4 separate regions of the Homo sapiens genome follow, and regions 1, 2 and 3 are each linked to region 4. Evidence: chromatin contacts called from ENCODE Hi-C or POLR2A ChIA-PET data. All regions are on one chromosome and are shown on one strand. Each heading gives the region's core, a stretch centred on a gene start or an enhancer-like site at or near the end of the contact. The rest is flanking DNA. Distances are from core to core; before and after follow the strand shown.

Region 1 (2,700 bases), core at 200-2,699, 490 kb after region 4:
ATTTCTACTGGGGCCCAGGCTCAAGTCTCGGTGGCCCTGGGTGGTCACTGGAGACTGTTCCTGTGGAGGCCACTTCAAGGCTGCCCCGGAGGTCGCCCAACCTGCTTCTACAGCACCCTGGGGTCGCCCCTTCCCTAACGAGGAGCTCCCAAGATGTAGTTTTGTTTCCAAAGTTGAGGAGAGGCTGGTCCCAGCCACTTTTTAACAGCATCAAGAGCACAATCTCCTCCTCTCCCAGGGCTTAGGGCTGCCCCAGCCCAGTGCCGCAAGGACTCCCGAACTCCTCCGGCCCTCCTGATAGACATCCTGGGCTGGGTCTCAGGGCGCTGAACGGCAGCACGTATAGCCTGCTCGGGCTGCTGAACAGACGCAAGGACCAGCAGATGCTGCCCGGATTTCTCTGCCTTTTACCCCCCAGTTCCTTCCGTCTTCCTCCTCAGTGCTTTGGCAGGAAAAAAATAAATCTTCTTATTATTTTTTAATGGTTTTTTTTTTGAGACGGAGTCTCCTTCTGTCGCCCAGGCTGGAGTGCAGTGCCACAATCTCGGCTCACTGCAACCTCCACCTCCCAGGTTCAAGCGATTCTCCTGCCTCAGCCTTCTGAGTAGCTGGGATTACAGGCGTGCGCCACCATGCCCGGCTAATTTTTGTATTTTTAGTAGAGACAGGGTTTCACCATGTTGACCAAGCTGGTCTTGAACTCCTGACCTCAAGTGATCCACCCGCCTCAGCCTCCCAAAGTGCTGGGATGACAGGCATGAGCCACCATGCCAGGCCTATTTTTTTTTTAATCCAAACCACTTACTATCAAACTCCACTCTGCTTCTGACCTGCAAGGGGTGTGTGTGTGTGTGTGTGTGTGTGTGTGTGTGTGTGTGTGTGTCTGTGTGTCTGTGTCTTTGATGTTATATGCTGCTATATGTATTGGGGGAAGAGAAGTTCCCCCATTCTCTCCTCAGCCTCACTTCCTCATTTGAGGCTGCTGAGGAGAAACCCACAGGGACCCAGGGGCACAGGGGCCTGCCTGGGGCTTTGAGGGGAGCTGGGGATGTCCAGCGGAGTGGGGTGGCCCTGCTGAGGCAGCTGTCCTTGGTGCCCTGTTCACCGAGGCCTGGGGACTCTGCAGGACACGCTGGTCAGAATGTGCTTCTGGCTGTGGTCATAGACGGGTGTGAGTCAGCCCCAGGAGACATACTTTGCCAAAGAAATGCACTTCCTCTCCTGCCTCTCCTCTCTTTAGCTGCAGCTGTTCTGAGCTGTTGCCTTTGACCCACTGTGAACTGGGAAGAGCACCCATCCCCTCCCACTGGCCAGGCCTCTAGCTCAGCCCTGAGGACCCCAACCCAGGCCCGGTAGCATCTTCAAGGCTTTTGGCTCCATAAGGTCACCCACATGGCGGGCAGCCTCCCGACCCAGGCCAGTGACCCCTGTAGAGAGCAAGACAGAAACCAGAAAAGCTCCTGGAAGCCAGAAGCAAAACTCCACATCCGTGGGCAGGAGCCTCGCAGCAGGAATGGGTAGGAAGGAGCCAGCTGGCCTACTTGACTATATTGGCAGCCGTTCCAGCCATTTAGGTCCTAGAGGGATTTGCTTGTCATCTATTTGTGGAGCACCCTCTGTGTCCTAGACACTGACTAGGCATCCAGGATCCAGTGGGGACAGACACACAGGACCCTGCTCTCGTGGACCACACATGCGAGGGGAGAGACAGCCCATGCTCTAGTGCCAGAGGGTACTGGGTGGGCCTTTTCTGCTGCTCGAATGGGTGGCCGGACTCAGAGCTAAGGAAAAAGGGCCTTGAGTACCCCATATTCTAAAACAAAGGAACCATTTGAGACTAGGCCCATTTGCCTACAGGATTTATTAAGAGATGGTTAAAGCAATTCTGCTATGCCCCCAAATCTCCCAGCACCCCCTTCCTCAGTCTCCATAAGCAGAAGACCAGGACAGGGGAAGGAAGAGAGAGGGAGATGGGTCACTGGAGTCCTGGGGTGCTGACTCCCTCCCCTCCTCTCCCTGGATCTGGATTTGCTGTTGAGATCAGCCCACGCGCCATCTGGACAGGGAGGTTGGGGGAGGGCAGGATTGAAGAGGCAGAGACAGACAGGGCAGGGACTCCTTGGGGCACCCAGCAGTCGTTGCCCATGGGTCAGGTGGACATGGCGGAAGGTGCATGTCCTTGAGCTGTCTTGTCCATGTCCTCCCAAGAGGGAGGCCTGCAGCTGTGCAGACCCACAGTCGGTAGGCTGTTGGGTGGAGGTTGGGGCAGTGGCTGAGTGGTGGGGTGAGAGATATAGAGCTGAAGGGACCTCTCACATCAGGGAACAGTGGTGCGAGGTGGCCCTGTGGTGAACCCACAAGAGAGTTAGCATCTGAACGCCATCATGCCGGGAACATTCATAGCCAGAGAAGAAATGGCCACAGCTGACAGGGACTTTCCTGAAAGCTCTCCCTCCCCATCTGTGTGAAAGAAGAGAAAAGGGGAGAGAAAAGGAGGAGGAGAGAGAGAGAGGAGTGGGGGTACAGGGGCAAACTACACCCCTCCCCACTCCCCTGGGCCAAATCCAGACCCTGCCTGGGGAAGGGAAATGGTTAGTCTTGGTTAGATGGACCAGCCTAGATGGGGCTGGGCCTTTAATAAGCTAAAGCAACAGGAATACTAGAAGATCTGCCCAAGATACTGTTACGGGACAGAAAAAG
Region 2 (2,700 bases), core at 165-2,664, 450 kb before region 4:
GTGTGTTATTTGTGTCCAACTCATACTCAGACACAAAATATGTCAGCCCTTCTGCAGATCTCAAACAAAAATAACTTCACACCTTCCTAAATGCAAAATTTATGGTAGGACCTTAGATACTGATGTTTTATATAAGATTAGTTTTCACTTCAAACAATAAAATAAAATAATTTAGGAGAACTTACTGCCTAGGAGACTGCCACTTGCCTAGATAAAATCGCTTCTCCCTTTCTTCTTAATATTACTACTCTGACTTTGTTTGGGTCATAATGTTTGCCCAGCTAAAGAAAATACATTTCTAAACCTCTCTTTTACCTAGGGATAACACATGCCATATGTTCTGGACAATGAGATGGAAACAGAAGTTTCTGGGTGCAGTTTTTGGGAAAGCTCTTTAAATGGGCAGACTCGGCTGGTGCACACCTTATGCCCTTTCATGTTCCCTGTTCTTCTTCCCACCTACAGCATGGAATCTAGCAAGAGGTGGATAGGCATAGGGTAAAAGTTATTTGCTAAGGATTGCAGAGAATAAAGACAGAAGGAGCATGGGTTTCTGATGGCACCATGAAGTCTGCAAGAGCCTATCTCTAGATTTCTAACTATGTGGGAAAAAAACCCTTTTAACTTAATTAAACTATTGGTGGTAGAGAGGGTTCTGTTATAAGCAGCCAAACGGAATCTTAACTGATACTAGAAATAATTCTCAATCTACCACAGATTCAAGCTTGCCTAAGCCTCAATACAACAACAGAAGGCAGACACTCTTTCCAAATACAGTAAAAGGCCTCTAGGTTGCGACTTGTGGTTTGGTGATTATACTGTAATACACTGAACGGATAATGAAATGATTATAATTGCATGCCATCTGAAACTCCAAAGAGTCGGTAATGTAGACAAGTCCCCAGGTGTTTCACCAAAGCCAAGGCTAAGTGGGATGGGATTAAAGCAATCAAACCTGATAAGAAGAAACCCAGGAACACACTCAGACAATGTTAAAAGCAGACATATAAATGGTTGTGTGTAAACTAGCAGCAGAAATCAGCCTCTCCAGGCACCCTGAGAGTCCTGTACTGGCCCCAATCCTACAGCCCCACCAACTGAACTGCTCCATCATGTGAATTGTTCTGTCCTGATATTCATTCATAAAAGGACAGAAGAATTAGATGAAGTTCTCTCTAATAATTTGTAAGAAACATGAGGTTTCGATATACAATATTAACAACACAGGCATAGGAGCTGCACCATCATTAGTCAATGTCCTGGGAATGAGAGAGCTGTGTAAGCACTGGCCTCCACTCAAGACCTAGTCAACATACACTCAGCATATACATGACTCTTGTTTCTTTGCTGGGTGTGGGAAACAGCCATACTACAGCAAGAAGACTCAGAGAAAAACCACAGTTTGAGGGTTGGCTTGGCCCCAGGCAAAAGACTGGAAAGGCCCTCCTTCTCCCACAACAGAAGGGTGCTCATGGGTGGGAAGGAAAAATTTCTGATAGACAGAACACAGACTGCAACTTGGAAGGTTCCAGGGAAGCAAGATCTGGGCTCTCTTACTAGAAAGATAATACTGTTTAGAGATTAAATTCTGGGAGGACTTTTTTCTTTTTTTAATTCCTTCCAGAAAAACACTCCTTTTAGCCTTCACTCAGGCTTCCTGGTGATGGAGCAGAGCTGGATGCCTCTTTGTAGTGAAATAATTCTGTAAATTCATTTTTTGAGAATGAAGGGGGATAAAGTAGGCAAACGCTACTCTCTATTTGAGTAGGTTAATGTCTCTTTGTGACCCTTGTACTCTAATTTAAGACAAGCAAACATTTCTATGCAGTATTCTCCCCACATTAGATTGTGTCCCAATTTGGATAAAATTCCCATGACATATGCAAAGACATTTCTTGTCCGTTTCCCTCTGGAAGCTAAACTATTGAGAAGGTACATTTTCTTGAGCATGTAAGTTACTAATCACTCACCTTCCTAGAATCAGGCCAAGACTGTTCAGAGCAAAGAACACATCCAGACTTTTATGCAACCCTGTGATGCTGTAAAAACCTTGCAGCCAAGGTGAGAGTGAGAGTAACTGTTTCTATTTTGGCAAAAGTAAGCTTCCAAAAGGCCTTTGTCTCACACTGTATGGAGTTCTTGGCTGTCTTCCATTCACAGTGTTTGTCGGCTGGGACAAGACTGGGTGCTGAGCAAGAGAAACAGTACAACTTTTCTGGTGCTGCTATAAAGCACTGGGCAGTACTACGACTCCAATAGGAATGGGACAGCAATCCAGAAGTTGCTCCTCTTCATATAGAGAGACCAAGCACACAAATACCTGAGACAGGATATGGAGCTGTCAAAGGTGTCGGAAGCCTTCCAACATATCCTCTCATTTCTAAAACCAATTACGAAGCTCCCCCTCCTTCAGTGAGTAGGAAAGGAGGTTCTTACTACCTCAAATGACCTACTCTAAAGGATACAAAGACAGATGCTTACCTGGACAGAAAAATTTCGAAACTATTGTTCACTAACCAATTGAGATCAGTGTGATTCTTCAGAGAGTCCCTAAATTAACTGTACTTGCCAACATTTAAGAAGCAATGAAGATAATTACAACTAGATATTCACATATACTCAAAACTGAGCTTGGACTAGTGTGTGACCTGACCAGCACAGTGTAGCTATGACACAGCTGGCTAAGACTAGGGCTGCAGT
Region 3 (2,700 bases), core at 180-2,679, 400 kb before region 4:
GGCCCATTTCCTATAAAGGTAACATGCTTTTCAAGAAAGAGAAGTATTTAAAGGACTATGTTCAGAATAATTCCCTTATAACAGAGGCAGAGGATAAAAACAAAACCTTGCCATTTGGCCACTAAGTAATTTTTGTGGAACTATGGAGCTCTCTTAAATCCTTACATACTCTTCTTTGTTTAAAAAAAAAAAAAAAACACATAATTTTAAATGTACCATCTTAACCATTTTTACATGTATAGTTCAGGAGTGTTAAGTGCATTCACATCATTCTGCAACAGATTTCTAGAACATTTTCATCTTTCACAGCTGAAACTCTATACCCATTAAACACTAATTCCCCCTCCCCTCTTCCCCCAGCCCTTGGCAACCACCTTTCTACTTTCTGTTTCTATGATTTTGACTACTTTAGATGTTTCGTATGAATGGATTTGTCCTTTTGTGACTGGCTGGCTTCACTGAGCATACGACCCTCAAGGTTCATCCGGGACAGGACTGACTCCTTACATGCCCTTCTTGACACCCTTTCTTCAAATTGTCTATCCCATAAAATTCAGATCTTTGTCATATGCCCCCTGCCACTGCTCTGATTGTTTCATGTGTATACACTCCCTTTCCCTGCCAGACAGTAGCCTCTTAGTGATCAAACATTATGTCTTCAAAAGTCTTTTAGGCCCTACCCAGCACCCAATACTGTGCTGAGAACATGGAAGATATACCCTAGAGAGTAAATTTTGAGATTGGGAACCATTCTGTTTTATTTACTGCTCCTCCCCAGCAACTAACACAATGCCTGACATATAGAAAATGCATAAGACATATTTTTAAAGGAAATTAACAAATTCAGTATTTCTGAGGACTGACTGAGAATGAAAAGATGAGAAGTTAGAGACCTGAATCTCCAGCAACATTTCTAAGAATAATCTAAAAGAAGGGAGGAAAGTATTATTAACTAAACTAGAATCAGAATCTCTGAAAAATGTGTACCTTAAAATTACGCAAAGCAGAATACCAAGCTATTTATAATCTATTGTTGAATAAGAGGGCAGAAGGACAGGGTGACATCGAAAATGGTTCCAACTTCTCAAGATTTCCCACTCCTCGGTGGCATTTCAAGTTCATACAGATGTTCTCTAGACAATGGGAGCTGGCCAGGTGGAGCAGCCCATGCCCACAATGTCTTGTCCTATCACAAAAAAGTAGGAACAAACTCACAGCTGTGCTCTTTCTGCAAATTCTCCCATCTTTCATATCGAGGAACAGACAAATGCCCAGGATGCATGTGTGAAAAAGCCAGAGGTGGATAAAAATAATTCAATGACAAATGCTGGAAAAACATACAAAGGGGCAGGAGCCAGACATTCGTGGGATTCCCTGACAGCTCGATCCACAAGGAAGGGCTGGACTGGAAAAAAACAGGGCCTCAGGTTCCTGCCAAGCTGTCTGAGGCCCTGTTCTTCCCAAATCATTCCAAGCAGCAGCCAAGACTTTACAGTAACCCTTCCATGTCTCACAAAGAAAAACGCACTAAGAACCCACTGAGTGCTCCACACCTAGAAAATCCTCCCTGATGCAGTCCAATTCCATGGAAGGCTGGCAGTAATGATGAGATGGCTCTGCACATCAACTTTCAGCTCCTAATGACTTCCCATGTACCCCAAAAATGGATAATTAAAAGGCAGCTTGAAAAATCTAATCTTTCTCATTGGCTAAAGAAAAGTTAACACACCCACGTATCAGCACCTAGAAACTGAAAACATCACTTTAAGGAAGAGAGAGGTCATAAACACTTGGTACCTGCATCCTGGAGTCCCTACTGTATAATTCTAAGTCGGCCTTGCTTGGAGGCACACCTCAGGCTTCTAAACATGTGACTGTATTTGGCTCTAACTACTTTCTCTTCCGGAGAATGGCCTGCAATTAATCTCACTTATTACCTCTGAAAAGTAACAACAGAGGGATGGCTGGCCAAGTCCAACTCCAGAGTGTCTAGGGAACTGCAAGCTACATGGCCAGGCCTCAGACTGTCTGGGCAAGTCGTGGGCTCTTTGCCTTCTTCTCCCACAACAAAGCCTGAATAGGACTCCAGACAGACCAAAGGAACCAAGGGATTTGAGGCGCTGGGCTGAGCTTACACTGACCCAATGGGAGACGACAACCCTGAGGCTACATTTGGGGTGATGTCAAAACAGCGGGAGAACAAGGTCGTTTGATGAAAACTTGTGTGATCCATAAAATTGGGAACAATAGCAACACCATAGGGAAATGAAAAATAACACCATTTGCAGAGTTCTTGTGAGTCACCAGTTTTCATTCCTGTGGCTACCAAGTCAGTGAATTCTCTGACATGCAGAGATGAAAAGTACAGCTAGCAATGGGATTCTCTTTACATTTTATTACAGTTTACAAGGCAGCCCCTAGTTTAGTGAATTATCAGAACTAAACTGGAATCCACTGTTGCTACTGTAGAAAAACTATTGAGAGTAACTTTTATTTACCTAGCACCTACTTCCAGGGAGATCAAAGTGCTTTAAAGGCAATCTAAAAGCTCTCAAAACAGGCCACTTCATATGTAAGTATGCTTACCCAATAAAAAGATTAAATGAATAGCTTAGGGTCACTTAATGTCAAACCAGTAATAAAACTCAGATCTCTAAGCTACAAATCCTGTATTCATTAAACTTAGTCATCCTTACGACT
Region 4 (2,700 bases), core at 133-2,632:
CCACCCCCCACTGCACCCCTACCCCTCGACAACCTCCTTTGAAGGGAGGAGCAGAGGAGAGCCTTCTAAGCTGGGCTGGGCAAGGGAGAGGCTGGTTACCTACAGGAGCCTGCTTGCCTCCTTATATAACCTGGCGTGGGAGACAGGAGAGCCCAAAGGGGACCCCGGCCACCCCTAGATCCCCTCCCAGCCCAGAGCTCCGAAGCAATGGCCATGAGAGAAGCTGCCTTCATTGGATGGAAATCCCGAGCCCTTCTCAATACTCTCCTCCGGGTCCGGGTCCTCCGGGAGTCGCGCTTCCTCACTGCCAGGAGGTCCTTGTCATCCCTCCACAATCTAACCCCGACCCCAACCCCGCACCTCCCTGGCCCTTCACCCTCCACCTCCACCCGCACAGCCCATCTCCGCGGGCACTTTTCTCCCCACTCACCCCGCCTTCCCCGCCGCCCGAGGAGAGCACCTCCCTGCAAACGGACGGGGGAGGAGAGCGCGGGAGGGAGAAGGAGGGAGCACCCCGGCTGTCCAGGGAGCGGACGGAGCCTCCCGTCCCGGGGCGGGAACCAAAAGGAAGCCTCAGGCTGCCGGGCGCCTCGCGGGAGGGGCCCGGCTGCAGCGCCCGGCGCGGGGAAAGCTCGAGGTCCCTGGGCTGCGGGAGCCTCCCCGCGGGGCTGGGCTGGGGCTCCTCGCGCTCCGCCCGTGCGGGGGCGGCCGTCCCAGGTGCCCGCGCCGCGCCCTGCCCCGCCCCGCCCGTCCCGGCGCCCCCAGCGCGCGCCCTCGCACCCACCGTGCAGAAGGTGCGGGGGGAGGCGGCGCCCCCGGGGCCGGGGCCCGGCTGCAGGCGCCGTGCCCGCTCCGCGCCGCTGCCGCCCGGCCGCGGAGCTCCGCCCGGTGCCCAGGCCTGTCCCGGCCCGGGAGCCGCCGCGGCGCCAGCCCCGCCGCCGCTGCAGCGTCCGCCGCCGCCAGCGCCCCCCGTCGCGGCCGCCGAGCGTCCCTCCCGCAGGCTGTGGCGGGCGGCGGGACGGGTTGCATCAGCCCCGGCTATATAGCGGCCCCTGGGCGGCGGGGAGGGGTCGGGAATGCGGAACCGGCCGAGCTGCCAGCTCCAGACGTCAGAGGGGGACGGAGAGGAAGGGAAGGAGGGGACCGGGGAGGAGGGGGTGTGGAGCCGGCGCTTCACACCCACTGACCTTAACCTCCCCCGCCGCCTTGGGCGCCCTCCTCCCGCGGCCGCTCGCGCTCCTCTCCCCGCGGGGGCGTCCCGGGTTCCATGCAGTCCCCCGGCTCCGCCACCCCACGGTGCAGGAGCGCTCGAGAAAGCAGGACGCGGCGAGCGGTTATGTAAGCGCACCCCCCGCGCACCGCCGCCCGGCTTGTGCCCGCCAGGCAGCAGCAGCCGCAGCCCTAGGAGAGAGACGCGAGAGGCCGGAGCCGGGGGAAAAGTCAAAAGCCCCTTCACGCACAGCCTGTGTTAACCATGTACCTCAGTCCCGGCGCTTCCCCCACAAACTGAGAGCGACAGGGAGAATTTCCGCACAGTTTCATCCTTGGACACTTCAGGACTGAGCGGGTGAGGAGGCGATCTCGCCAGCCTGCTTTATTTTTCGGTGGAGAAGGATGGGCTGAGATGAAGGCATTTGGGGACTCCTACCCCTACCCACCGGCCCCCGCCAGCGCCCTTAGGCCCCGAGACGGCTGGCTGCACCAGCCTGACCTCTGCTAGGGCTGCAGCCTGAGACCGCGGCTTGCTCTACTGCTGGCGCAGTTTGACCCTTGGGCTTGTACCCTGCTCCAGCGGGCTTCTCCTTTCCACTCCGGACACAGCAGTGAGCAGACCCAGCCCTCAGCAGACCCCAAGTGGCCTTCTTCCCCGTTCCAGCTTCAATAGCCAACCCCACTCCCACCTTCCATCCTTCTAGAGAGGAAATGGTGAAGGGGACTCCAGAGGGAAGGCGACATCCATGGTGCCCTCCAGTATACAAAGGCAGAGACACAGAGCCCTCAGGTAGAACGGGGTTCCCTAGATGGCATCTCCTACCTCCAGAGCTCCTGGGTACCCATCGAGCCCCCTACCTTCTGCCTAAGCCAGATAGGAGTGACGATTTTTATACTCAGCGACTTTCGGCCTCCTTCTGAGAGTGATGTCAGGTCATCACCCATAGAAGAAAGGAAGTGAAAGAAAAAGTTCATGCCTTCTTGGAGTGCAGATGCTCAGAGTGAAAGAAACAACAAGACTTGAGACAGATGGGTGCCATTGAGCAAACCCGAACATGCATGTCTCTCTCATGTGAGTGAGTGCATGAGACTTTATTCTCCTTATTTCCCCAGTGCAGTGAAATCTTTCTGGATAAAAGAAGTGGGCTAATGGAAGGAGAGACAGACCAAGTCCCAATGACATTGCCTGACCATTTTCACCTTCGCCATCAGCAGTCTCCCTCACAGCATTGGTGTGGGCAGGTAAGAAGAAAGCAAGGCCCTGAAAGAATATACATTGGAAAATGAGCAGTAATTTGATACTCTTGTGGAAGAGCATGACTCTTCGCCCCAGAAAGGCCAATGACACCTTTACTACAGCGTAAAGATCAAAGCCAGGGACTGTGAAACTGCCTCATGATGTTTCTCCCATGAGACCTGTGTCTGGATGTTTATATGGAACAAAACATGGAACAGAGGCAATAGTACTTGATGTGTCTTCAGCTGGGG

The links. Hi-C counts contacts between places; a loop is a spot of excess contacts on that map. ChIA-PET counts read pairs that join two places held with the same protein, here RNA polymerase II (POLR2A). Pooled maps may share reads with other maps.
Region 1: a loop to region 4 is called in a pooled map, with 6 times the contacts of the local background. The contact joins the enhancer-like site here to the promoter of JDP2-AS1 in region 4. A Hi-C loop is called at or near these places in 2 of 37 single-sample maps with no recorded cell type and 3 of 50 pooled maps.
Region 2: a pooled map shows a loop between it and region 4 (6-fold over the local background). The contact joins the enhancer-like site here to the promoter of JDP2-AS1 in region 4. A Hi-C loop is called at or near these places in 2 of 50 pooled maps. POLR2A ChIA-PET finds 5 or more read pairs at or near these places in 2 of 52 experiments (Caco-2 and activated T-cell).
Region 3: a loop to region 4 is called in a pooled map, with 2.1 times the contacts of the local background. The contact joins the enhancer-like site here to the promoter of JDP2-AS1 in region 4. A Hi-C loop is called at or near these places in 1 of 50 pooled maps. POLR2A ChIA-PET finds 5 or more read pairs at or near these places in 2 of 52 experiments (PC-9 and activated T-cell).

What each region holds. Positions count from the first base shown.
Region 1 is chr14:74,938,745-74,941,444 of GRCh38, reverse strand. No RefSeq gene overlaps it. Among named protein-coding and RNA genes, the nearest start is that of PGF, 16 kb to the left of the region's middle. Within about 2 kb of position 1,449, at least 11 of the 41 ENCODE cell types and tissues checked have a DNase peak (open chromatin) inside an H3K27ac peak, as active enhancers do.
Region 2 is chr14:75,876,190-75,878,889 of GRCh38, reverse strand. All of the region lies in intron 29 of TTLL5 (tubulin tyrosine ligase like 5), which reads right to left. Among named protein-coding and RNA genes, the nearest start is that of TGFB3, 100 kb to the left of the region's middle. Within about 2 kb of position 1,414, at least 10 of the 41 ENCODE cell types and tissues checked have a DNase peak (open chromatin) inside an H3K27ac peak, as active enhancers do.
Region 3 is chr14:75,822,225-75,824,924 of GRCh38, reverse strand. The region is part of intron 28 of TTLL5 (tubulin tyrosine ligase like 5); the gene reads right to left. Among named protein-coding and RNA genes, the nearest start is that of TGFB3, 160 kb to the left of the region's middle. Within about 2 kb of position 1,429, at least 12 of the 41 ENCODE cell types and tissues checked have a DNase peak (open chromatin) inside an H3K27ac peak, as active enhancers do; they include PC-9, where a contact is called at or near this core.
Region 4 is chr14:75,426,337-75,429,036 of GRCh38, reverse strand. It overlaps JDP2-AS1 (JDP2 antisense RNA 1), which reads left to right and starts at 1,382. Exons shown (of 2, transcript NR_184172.1): 1 at 1,382-1,567; 2 at 2,326-2,700. JDP2 (Jun dimerization protein 2) reads right to left here and starts at 1,015. Exons shown (of 4, transcript NM_001135048.2): 1 at 785-1,015. RefSeq lists silencers at 367-536, 597-776, 1,027-1,296 and enhancers at 962-1,519, 1,487-1,546, 1,567-1,896, 2,147-2,246.